2 separate regions of the Homo sapiens genome follow, and region 2 is linked to region 1. Evidence: chromatin loops called from intact Hi-C (ENCODE). Cell type or tissue: breast epithelium. All regions are shown on one strand. Each heading gives the region's core, and the rest is flanking DNA. Links, peaks and the distances in the headings are about the cores only.

Evidence for each region. A loop is a pair of places that touch in the nucleus more often than their neighbours do. Peaks named below come from ENCODE experiments on the same cell type or tissue, not always from the same donor. Only the 100,000 strongest peaks of a DNase experiment are listed, where the experiment ranks them.
Region 2: it touches region 1 in a loop (23-fold over the local background); 8 of 110 quality-filtered maps call a loop at or near these places.

The regions. Positions count from the first base shown.
Region 1 is chr13:64,141,316-64,147,574 of GRCh38, reverse strand. No RefSeq gene overlaps it. Among named protein-coding and RNA genes, the nearest start is that of LINC00355, 68 kb to the right of the region's middle. In breast epithelium, for the core only: no CTCF peak of the experiment used is centred there; no DNase peak of the experiment used is centred there.
Region 2 is chr13:65,621,668-65,627,926 of GRCh38, reverse strand. No RefSeq gene overlaps it. Among named protein-coding and RNA genes, the nearest start is that of LINC01052, 240 kb to the left of the region's middle. In breast epithelium, for the core only: no CTCF peak of the experiment used is centred there; no DNase peak of the experiment used is centred there.

The DNA.
Region 1 (6,259 bases), core at 384-5,383:
AAGCTAAAAGGATAATGAGCACAGAAGATGGATTAAAGTATTTGAATACATCCTAAAGCATAACTTCAGATAATTTGAAACACTAAGAGAAAGATAAAAACAATTGTTGGTGTTAATAATAGCTTGTGCTCAGAGATAATATCCTTTTAGCCGACTGAGGTAAAAAGTAAGAAAATAATTTCTTCAGAGTAATTTTGTTATTTTTTCATTGTATGAGAAGACACACATTTTTGCAATTTCTTTTAAATTGGACTCTTCTCTACACAAATGCACATAATTTCTCCCAATGAAAGTGATGCTATTAAACAGGGATTGGAATAAGGAGGAGTGGTGTTCAATGTTAATTGAGTATCTACCAAGAGAATAGACTGTGCAGTTTTCTTCTCTGCATTCGTTAGCTTATTTAATCCTTACAATAGCAAACTCTGAAGGACATAGATTTGTATCATACACATTTTCCAGAAGAGGAAACAGGTTTATAAAGATTAGGTAACTTGATCAAAGATACAGAGCTAGCCAGTGGTAAGATTCTGGACCCTACTTCAAAGACAAAGCTTTACATTTACAACATAATAAATGAATTTTCCTAATTGTATCTGTCTATGTAATTTTGTTTTAAATGTAAGTATATACGTGTTACACTACATGTAATACTGTATAATAAATCTACACTTGCATACTCACATATATACACACACAAATATGTATGAGTATATATGGACATGCATATGAATATGCATCTGCATATGCATAAGAACATCTATAAACATATAATCTATATATAGTTTATGCATAAAAGTACTTTAGCGATATATATGAATACATAAATGTCCAGAGTATAAATTTAAACACTGAGTTTATGCAATTTGCTAGTTATTTTCTGTGCAAAATAAAAATATCCTCCACTGACAAACCATTCATATTATTGATATTTATAATTGTGTATATTTTTGTTCTATAACTGAATACTACAGTGAGTCACTAAAATTATTTAGGACATTTCTAAGATTATTTTTATTATACACTGTCTAGACAATTGATGCAATACCTACTGTATTTTTCTAGGTAATGAAAACAGGGAGGGTCATCACTGTAAGACATAAAATCCAAACACAAAGCAAGAAATGTATGTAGAAATCAAGAAGATTCTGTAAAAGCTAAGGAGATTAAAGTGGCTTTTCCACTGGGTTTACGCATATCAGAGCCTCTAAAAGAATTTTCCCTGTGTGATTTTCTGTCCATGTACTGAAAGACACAATGAACTTTTTCTTATTTAATGCTTGAAAAGCTACAGCTTCAGTTTCATGGAAGATGATTTATGATTTATTTCTTGTATTTTTTAATGCTAAATTCAACCAGCAACTGGAGAAGAAATAAAACCTCCCAATTAATATATCTCTTTGTCAGTAAATTTCCTATTCTTAAATAATTCCACATATCTATAAACATAATATGTACATAAACGTAATATGGAATAGCTGCAGCTATCATGGAGAATACCAAATACATTAAGTTTTATATATGCCTATAATAGGCCAAGATTTTGTAATGAGAAAAAAGGTAAACTATCATTGATTTTCTTTTACAGATTTCCGGCATCTGATTTTGTGCAAAACTCATATAAGCTTTTCTTTGACAGTGCAGATGTGATCAATTCCCCAAGATCTTACACAAGCATCTATCTAAGAAACCTGAGCAAGAAACAGAAGAGACTGAATAAAAATTATCTAATATTATTTTCAAGTTTCAACCAGAAAAAATAAAATAAATAACAAAACTCTATAAACTTTACATAGTCTATTGTATTTTATTAAATATTTTATAATTAAAATATTATGATATATAAGAATATTTACAAAAAATGTATACAATCCCAGGTGTAAATTTTTATTCCCTGAATAGAATGAAACATTTTAAAATATTATTTGTGCTATGAATACTTTCCATACATATTTCAGCTGAAGAAATAATACCTGTGTCTAAGTTTCTGTCTGTTAGCTGGGAACAGACTTCTTGCAACAAAGACTCTCACCTCATTTTAAAATCAAATAACAAAAAACTTTCTTTACTGTAATGGATTCTAAGAAAAAGCATATGAGATCTTCTTGCAAGATATGTTTTTTAGTATAAAAAGAACCAATAGAATTGTGTGCATCTATTTGGTAAGATACATGTTTTTATAGTTTAACTTTTTACTTACTAGTTTATAATTAAAATATCATATGCAGATTGTTGGAGACAAACTCTTCTAATATTTCTTTAAGTGTTCAAGGAATCAAATAATGCTAAGATAAAATACATAGCTGAACATTTTAGCCAGTTTTGTTCATGGCCAAAGACTATAATGGCAGAAACATATATTATGCTAAAGTAAATGTGTAAGAATATTGATGTCCAAGCTGTCGGTCTTTTCTATCAGGACATCCCTCTTCACCTTACAGAGTGGCTCATAAAGGGTGATACATTTGTTGAAGAATAAATAAAGAGTAGGTTCATTTTTGTCAATCATAATCTCAAGGAGAGGGAGCACCAATTTGACACTGCTAATAATAAAATGTTTTGCTATGAATAGTATATATTTAATGAATATTTAGTTAATGTACAGAGTTATTTAGACTGAAATTATTCTTCAGAATAATTTTTTTCAAACCCACAGCACGATGAAAGCATCCCTTAAGATTATCCAGTTCCATTTACTTGAACTAGATGATTAGCAATTTCTCATCTAATTTGGTTTCTGCACTAGAAGTAACCACCATGAGAAAATGATTTGAACAGACAACCAGTAAATTGTACATACATAAAATACCATTTGGGTTTATAAAGTACTCTCTTGGGATTAATTGTTGTTACTGTTTAACTTGGAGTTCAAATGTTCCTCTTGATGCCTCTGTATTTGCCAATATATTTAGATACTTTGAGGCACGGGGCAAAGCTTACAATTTTATTCATTCCATGGCCATGCCTCGCACATTTATTATGCCATAATAGGCATTTAACAAGCATTTGTTAAATGAACAAATAAATCAATAAATGAATGGAAAGAACTACAAATTTGGAGACAAAATACTACATGCACAATATGAAACCTCTTGCTCTACAATCACCAAATAATTTCTTTCGAAAAACCATCTTACCTGATTAATTTACCTCAAAAAGAGTCATCTGTTGATTTGTCTTTGTATTATGAATAAATTAGTAGTATTTTTGGAAATTTGAAAATGTCTATGTTTATTGACTTTTTAATTAATTTATTCATTAATTAAACATTTATTAAGATTTTGAATGTTTACTGTGTGGCAGAAACCATTCTATGAGCTTTGATTAGGAATAACATCTATATTTTTTGTAATTTATGTATAGACATAATTATATGCAACTGGAATCTAAAATGCATTTGTAAAATATTATGAAAAAATGTTTTACCAATAACAATTCATCAACAATTAAACCAAATTGCTATCTTAAAAAATCATATCTGTAAAATTTATTGAGAAACAAACTTGTAGGACACTTCTTCAATTCCTGCAGTGATTCACTAATCTGTTAAAATTTCTACCATAATGTTTATTAGTGTGTCTTCCTGAATAACCTATACATTAAAATATTATTTTATCTATGCATTTTTATAATGGACAAGAGGCATTACTTCTTACATTGAAAGAAAAACTTTTTCAGTTTTATTTTATTTTTAATTATTGTGGGTACATAGTAGGTGTATATATTAATGGGATATATGACACACCCTGATACAGGCATGCAATGCATAATAATCACATCATGGACAATGGGGTATTCAGCCCCTCAAGCATTTATACTTTGTGTTACAAACAATACAATTATATTATTTTAGTAATTTTTAAATGTACAATTAAATTATTATTGACTATAATCACCCCATCGTGCCATCAAATATTAGGTCTTATTCATTAATTCTAACTATTTTAATTTTGCACCCATTAACTATCACCACTTTCCTCCCACCCTCCACTACCCTTTGCAGTCTCTCTGGTAACCAACCTACTCTTGATCAAAATGGGTTTAATTGTTTTGATTTTTTACATCCCACAAGTAAGTGAGAACATGCAAAGTTTGTCTTTGTGTGTCTGATTTATTTCGCTTAACATAATAACCTCCAGGTCCATCCATGTTTTTGCAAATGACAGGATCTCATTCTTAATTATTGCTGAATAGTATCCAATAGCTTTGTAGTATAATTTAGTCAGGTAAAGCAATTCCTCCATTTTCATTCTTTTGCTCAGGATAGCTTTGGTTTTTCTGGGTTTTTGGTGATTCCATATACATTTTAGAATAGTTTTTTTCTATTTCTGTGAAGAACGTCATTGGTATTTTGATAAGGATTGCGTTGAATCTGCAGATTGCCTTAGTGGTGGTTTAGTGGTGATTTCTGAGATTTTAGTGCGCCCATCACCCAAGCAGCATACTCTGTACCCAATGTGTTGTCTTTTATCCTTCACTCCCCTCCCATCCTTCTCCCAGAATCCCCAGAGTCCATTATATCATTCTTATACCTTCGTGTCTTCATAGCTTAGCTCCCACTTATAAGTGAGAACATACGATGTTTGGTTTTCCAATCCTGAATTACTTCACTTAGAATAATCATCTCCAACTACATCCAGGTTGCTCTGAATGCAATTATTTCATTCCCTTTTAAGGCAGGTAGTATTCTGTTGTATATTTATGTATTCACTCATTGGTCGATGGGAATTTAGCCTGGACCCATATTTTTGCAATTGAAAATTGTACTGTTATACACATGCATGTGCTAGTATTTTTTTATATAATGGCTTCTTTTCCTCTGGGTAGATACCAAGTAGTGGGAATACTGGATCAAATTGTAGATCCACTTTTACTTATTTAAGGAATCTCCACACTGTTTTCCATAGTGCTTGTTCTCATTTACATTACCACCAGCAGTGTAAAAGTTCCCTTTTCACCACATCCACACAAACATCTATGATTTTTTAAATTTTTTACTACTGCAATTCATGTAGGAGTAAGATTGTATCTTATTGTGGTTTTAATTTGCATTTCCCTGATCATTAGTGATGATGAACTTTTTTTGTATGTTTTTTGGCCATTTGTATATCTTTTTTTGGGAATTACCTATTCATGACCTTAGGCCACTTTCTGATGCAATTATTTATTTATTTATTTTCCTTGCTGATTTGAGTACTTGTAGATTCTGGATATTAGTACTTGATCAAATGCATAGTTTGTGAATATTTTCTCCCACTCTCTTTACTCTACTGATTATTTCTTTTGCTCTGCAGAAGCTCTTTATTTATTATGTCCCATCTATTTATCTTTGTTTTTGTTGCATTTGCTTTTGGGTTCTTCATCATGAACTCTTTGCTAGGCCAATGTCTAGAGGGGTTTTCCCAATGATATCTTGTAGAATTTATATGGCTTTAGGTCTCAGATTTAAATCTTTGATCTATCATGAATTGATTTTTGTACAGGTGAGAGATAAGGATCCAGTTTTATTCTCCTACATGTGGCTTGCCAATTATCCCAGCAGCATTTGTTGAATAGGGTGTCCTTTCCTAACTCTGTTTTTGTTTGCTTTGTAAATGATCAGTTTGCTGTAAGTATTTGGCTTTATTTCTGGGTTCTCTATTCTGTTCCAATGATCTACATGTGTGTTTTCATACCAGTACAATGCTGTTTTGTTAACTATGGCCTTGTAGTAAGGTTTGAAGTTAAGTAATGTGATGCCTCTAGATTTGCTCTTTTTGCTTAGTCTTGCTTTGGCTACATGGGCTCTTTGTTGGTTCCACATGAATTTTAGGATTGTTTTTTAATTTTGTGAAGAATTATGATGGTATTTTGATAGGTGTTGCATTGAATTTATAAATTGCTTTTGGCAGTATGGTCATTTTCATGATATTGATTCTACCCATCCATGAGCATAGAATATGTTTCCATTTGTTTGTGTCATCTATGATTTATTTTAGCAGTCTTTTGTAATTTTCCTTGTAGAGTTATTTTACCTCTTACTTAGGTATATTCCTATTTTATTTATTTATTTATTTATTTATTTATTTATTTATTTATTTATTTATTTATTGCAGATGTTGTAAAAGGGGTTGAGTTCTTGATTTTATTCTGAGCTTGATCGCTGTTGCTGTATAGTGGTGCTAATCAGATGTAAGAGCTTTTTGGAGGAGTCTTTAGGGTTTTTTAGGTATTCCATCATATTACGGTGAATAGCAACAGTTTGACTTCCTTTTTACCA
Region 2 (6,259 bases), core at 902-5,901, 1.5 Mb before region 1:
ACACTGCTGCCAGAATTGTCTTTCTAACATTTCATTCCCCTACCAAAATCCTTCAGTGACTTGACAGTGCCTTCAGGATGAAGTATAGACTCTTGAATATATCATAGAATGCCAGTGGAGTTTCTGCCTATCCCTTCTGCCTCAATGCCAAACCTACTTCCCCAAACTCACAATACAGAAACACACACACACACACACACATCCTAAAATGGACAAACACATACATGACAACACACATTTGGACTTACACTTGTAGATACAAACACAAACACACCTGTACCCAACTCAAATAATAGTAACAATAACAATAAAAAACTAGCAAAACTCTTCCATAACAGTTATATGTATTGTTTTGTTGTTTTCTTTTTCAGCCTCCCACTCCCCTTTCCACTTTTCAAATTGTGTAATTACTACTTAGGCATTCTAATATATCTCTTCCCTGACTACTCGGACTGATTTAGGTACTCAAAGTGTCCCTTTTCATTTCATTTTATTTGTTGTTAGAGACAGGGTCTTGCTTTGTCACCCAGGTTGGAGTGCAGTGGTGTGACCACAGATCACCACAGTCTTGAACTCCTGGGCTCCAGTGATTCTTCCACCTCAGCCTCCCAATTAGCTAGGAATACAGGTGCACACTACTAGCCTTGCTATTTTTTAATATTATTATTTTTTGGTAGAGATTGAATCTTGCTATGTTGCCCAGGAAGGTCTTGAACACCTGGTGTCAAGCAATGCTCAAGCCTAGGCCTCCCAAAGCACAGGGATTACAGGGGTGAACCACTATGTCCTGCCTTATTATTCTTTTGTGTTTAAAAATTATTAGCACTCTATGCACTCATATTGCCAACACTGGATTTTTAGTATTGGCTTAAGTATCTCTCTCCAGACAGACTGTATAGGCATAAAAATAAAGACAAGATAATTGCTTTCTTATTTTTTGATGTTCAGGATTTGCTTACTATAAACTAGGCATTCAACAATTTATTGTTTTATTAAGTGGAACACATTTAGTTTTACTATTTTATAATTAATATACTAATATGCATTTATCACATAATATGTGCTAGTTATAGTTATATATGCCATTAAACTTTGACAATATCCTTTGAAATAGGAACAATATTCCAATTTTAGAAGATGGGAAAACTGGATGTCTTTAGTCAATTTCTCCAGAAGGAGATTCTGAGATGAGGTTTGTTGCAAAAAGATTTAGCTAGAAAGTGCCCAAAGGAGAAACAAGTAGAGAGTGGAGAAAACAGGTTGGGAAAGGTAAAGAAACCAAGAGAGGGTATAATTTCAAGCTAAGTGTGGCCTTATCCCAGAGAGAAGCTGTGAAGTACAGATTATGCTTTATATTTTGTCCTGGAGAAAAATGAGCTAAACGTTCACCCTCCTGCCCCAATTACTCATTGATTAACAATACCCCAGACAGTTGTGAGTGTCCAGGCAAATCCTACTATCTACATGTGGCAAAAAAGCTTCACACTTGCAAATAGGAATCTTTTGAATGGCATCCTTGGTGCGGCAGTTTGAAATAAATAACACAGCTGGGGATGAAATGAACAAAAACAGTGAAAAGCATCTAGATCCAAGGGAGTTTGGGAGGAATACTACCATTGTCAGGTATAGGAGGTTAAATAATTTAACATAAATTCTCCCAAGTAGGCAGTAGAGCTGGTATTGAAACCCTGGGCATCTTATTCTCAATTCTGTGCTCTTAACTACTGTACAGTGCTGTTATCCCTTTTTAAACATTAATTTAGAACTTCAGTCCATCAGCCTGGTCTCTCTGCTCAATTGGCTAAACTCCCAGCTAAGATACATGCTTCACTCTAAAAATTGACTTTGAGGTTTGGCTCTGTGTCCCTACCCAAGTCTCATCTTGAATCATAATCCCTACATGTCAAGGGAGGGACCTGGTGGGAAGTGATTGGATCATGGGGGCAGTGCCCTCCATGCTGTTCTTGCGACAGTGAGTCTGTTGTCATGAGGACTGATGGTTTTATAACTGGCCCTCTCTCTCTCTCTCTTTCTTGCCTTGTTGCTTCTCCTTCTCCTTCCACCATGATTGTAAGCTTCCTGGGGCCTCTCCAGCCATGCAGAACTGTGAGTCAATGAAACCTCTTTCCTTTATAAATTACCCAGACTCAGGTATTTCTTTATAGCAGTGTGAAAATGAACTAATATAATGTCTGAATCTTGCTTTAAGGTTTATGTTTTACAAAAAAAAAAAAAAGTTACATATTAGAAAGAGAAGAGTACGGGTTTTGGGGTTAGATAGTTATGGTTTATAATCCTTGATCAACTTCGTATTAGTCCAGGTACTACAGAGAAACAGAACCAGTAGCACTTTTATATATGTAGAGAGAGAGAGATTTATTTTAACAAATTGGTTCATGAGATTATGGAGGCTGGCAAGACCAAAGTCTGTAATGCAGGCTGGGAGGCTAGAGATGCAGGAAGGAGCCACTGTTGTAGCTCAGGTTTGAAGGCCATCTGCTGGTAGAATTCCTTCTGTCTAGGGCAGGTTACTCTTTTGTTCTATTTAGGCCTTCAACTAATTGGATGAAGCCCAACCAAATTAAGGAGGACAATTTGTTTTGTTCATAATCTGCTGATTTAAATGTTAAAAACACCCTCACAGTAACATCCAGAATAATGCTTGATCAAATATCTGGGCACCATGGTCCAGTTGGGTTAGCACACAAAATTAGGCATCACACCCTTTTCTAATTACTTTGAGAAGCTTAGTAATCTCTCAAACTGAGCTTTTTCTTCTTTATTGCTTGCTTTTTAAATCTTCTTCCTGTTTTCAATAAAAACATTAGTTTGAGCCAAGAATTACATAAAATGGAATAAATAAAGCACATAGCAAAATAACTCTTTAAAGATAATTGGTGGTATTTGTGGAAACCACGTCTAATAATTTTTTAGAGTTTGTTGAGTGTGGAGTTTCAAAGTTTCATAAAGCAAGTGTTAGTAGTAGCTTGTTGGAATAATTGTAAAGGCACAGAGTGTACAAGTTTCCTTTTAACGCAGACATTTATTTGCCATCTTTGGAGGATAAAAATATAAAAAGTTAAGGACCTCAAAAAATAGTATTATGAATAAAATATTTTAATTTTCAGACAAATAAGAAGGTTCCTCTGCTAAAAATGACTGATTGATAAAAATCTAAGTTTCATGAATATATTAACTGTCTCAGAACCCTTAAAAAATTTTTATTGCAATTTTTTCAATGTGCCAAATTGTCTTTTGTTTGTTTGTTTGTTTTCTGGTGAAAAACTATGTTAGAAAAAAACTGAGTACCTTATATTACTCAGTAACTACTCCACCCAGAGGGGACAATACACAAATATTTGCTAATAAGTAAATGAAAGCCAACTAATCTACATTTACATGTTTATTCATTTATAGACCCTACTGGCAATATGAAATTGCCATAATGTCAATCAGATTACTTGCAATTTGATTAAAAAAAGCATAGTAAATGACAATAAAATCTCACATAAAATTCATAACTGACTATAAAACACAGAATTTATCACGTTGGTGGCTTCATTTAGATGGAATTCATGTGGGTAAAATTCAAATATCAAGACCATTAAAACCGAAATATAGTTATACGTTATTCTCTCCCTTTTATAAGAGCTTAGTAAATAGCATATACTTTCTATTTTTTTAGTTTGCTTTATAGAAAGTGTATATTTTTCATAGTCAGTTGTGACTACTAAAATTTGGTGTGTCTACAAATTATAATTACTACATAAATAGGGCTTATTGGGGTCTCTTATTTCATGTTCTGCTAATAAACCTGTTTGCAGCTCAAAGTTGCAAATCTCCTATGGCTCATGAACACTTGCTGATAGTTGGAATTACTGAAATTTTTAAGAAGGACATTTTTAAGTTTTCAATGCAAACTTGATTATTTTACCAATCAAGAGGGATTTCTGAGTACAGTTGTCTGCCATGACATTTTTGACCTCATAAACAGGGTTCAAGAGATAGTTCCACATTCTCAATGAGACAGCCCCCAAATCACAAACCCTAGAAGGATTAAAAAATGAAGCCCATGTTCTGGGACTAAGTCCACACCTACACAGTCTTTCCATCTTCTCATAGAAATGGGTCAAGAGGGAGCCTGCTTGCCCATAGTAACGTGGCAACTTCTCAGAATGCTGCTGCCATCTATAAAACTTGGACATACCCAATCTCCAATATTCCATTATTAGTCAAACTGTGTCCAATCCAAATCCCCAGACTCATAGTGATTCCTAATATCTCACAAACTAATCATCAGACAGATTTGTATGTCCCTTTTCTTTTTCTGTTTTTCTGTCTCTGTCTGAAATCAAGGTCCATCATAAAAATATTTTATGTCCCTGAAATTTTCTCTAAACATTTTTATTACCTTCTTTAGTAAAAAAATACCTGGCTCTCCCCTGAGATCTCTAGTTATTTGCCTTCAGTTTTCTGAGGAGGCACCTGTTTTCTCTACCACTGTCCACATAGGTAGTGTTGATAGCCTACTGATACCCATTCTTTGTCACTTTGAGGACACTTCCTCCTTTTATCTTAAAACCTCCAAGCATTGACTCATGTTTATTACTGATAACTGCACAACATTCATAACTGAATGCCATGCTCAGCCCTCTGTCTACCACCTCCTTCTAGTGCTCGATTGCTCACTTCTAACAACCCACGGTAGACGTTGATCCTACTGACTTGTACTGTTATTCATCCCCTTAATATATTATCTTCCATTTCTACCAAGAATAAATGTTATGGTCAATCATTGTACTCTTGCATACATAATGTTGGTGAGGATGTAGAAAGATTGGAACCATTGTACACTATTGGCAGGAAGGTAAAATGGTGCAGCAGCTATGGAAAACAGTATGCAGGATTCTCAAAAAATTAAATATAGAACTAGCATACAATCCAGAAATCTCATTTCTGAGCATATATTTAAAAAGTTGAAATCAGGATTTTAATGAAATATCTGTACTTCCATGTTAATTGCAGCAGTATCAAAGTAGCCAAGACAAAGAAACAACCTAAATGCCCTTCAACAGAGTAACGGATTTTAAAAATGTTGTATATACATGAAATGGAATATTATTTAACCTTTAAAAATTACATCTTACAGTATTCAACAACATGGATGAACTTAGAGGACACTATGCTAAATGAAATAAGACAGTCACATAAAAACAAATCTTGCATAATTCCACTATAAGAGCTCTCTAAAATAGTCAAACTGAGAAAGAGATAATAGAAATGGTTTTTGCCAGGGCCTAGGTAAAAGGGGAAATGGGGAATTGTTCCACTGGGATAAGGTATCAGTTATGAAAGTTGAATTATGTGCACTATACTGTACACATAATTTTTATTAGAGAGTGGATCTCATGTTAAGTGTTTTTGCTATAATTTTTAAAAAATTGCTTTCCAAAGCAGATATATACCTTGACATGAATTCATACAGTTTCATTTTATGTGCAGACATTCCAATTAGAATATACTATTGGTAAATCTTTGCTAATTCTGTAATTTGCAATATATTGCTTTATTAGACATTTTGTAATATAAAATTCTGGGCATAAAATCATATTTATTTTATAAAATAAATTAAATAGTTCCTCCTTATCTGTGGCTTTGCTTTCTGTGGTTTCAGTTACCCATGGTCAAATGCAGTGCAAAAATCATTAAATGAAAAATTCCAGAAATAAACAATTTGTAAGTTTTAAATTGCATACCATTCTGAGTAGCTTGATGAGATCTCATGCTGTCTTCCTAGACCATGTCTAGTACCTGAATTGTTCCTTATCCAGCATATCTGCGATAGGTATGCTACCTGCCCACTAGTCGCTTAGTAGCCACCTTGGTTATCAAATCATGAAACCATAGTATATAGGGAGTTCAGTACTATCCAATTTTCAGGCAGCCTCTGGGAGTCTTGGAACATATCCCCAGAGAATAAGGAGGAACTATTGTAATAGTAAAATGCTAAAAAATACTGAGCAAATTTTTATTTGTTTTATTTGTTTCTTTTCAATTTTTTTTTAATCAATGAGTTATTTCAAGAAGTGTTATGGGTTAAATTGTGCCCTTCAGAAATAATATGTTGAAGTCCTAAACTCCACTCCCTCGTTTGAAGACAGGGTCTTCACAGATTTAATCAAATTAAAATGAGGTCATTATGGTGGACCCTAATCCAATTTGACTAGCTTTCTTATAAAAAGGAGAATTTTGAAACCAG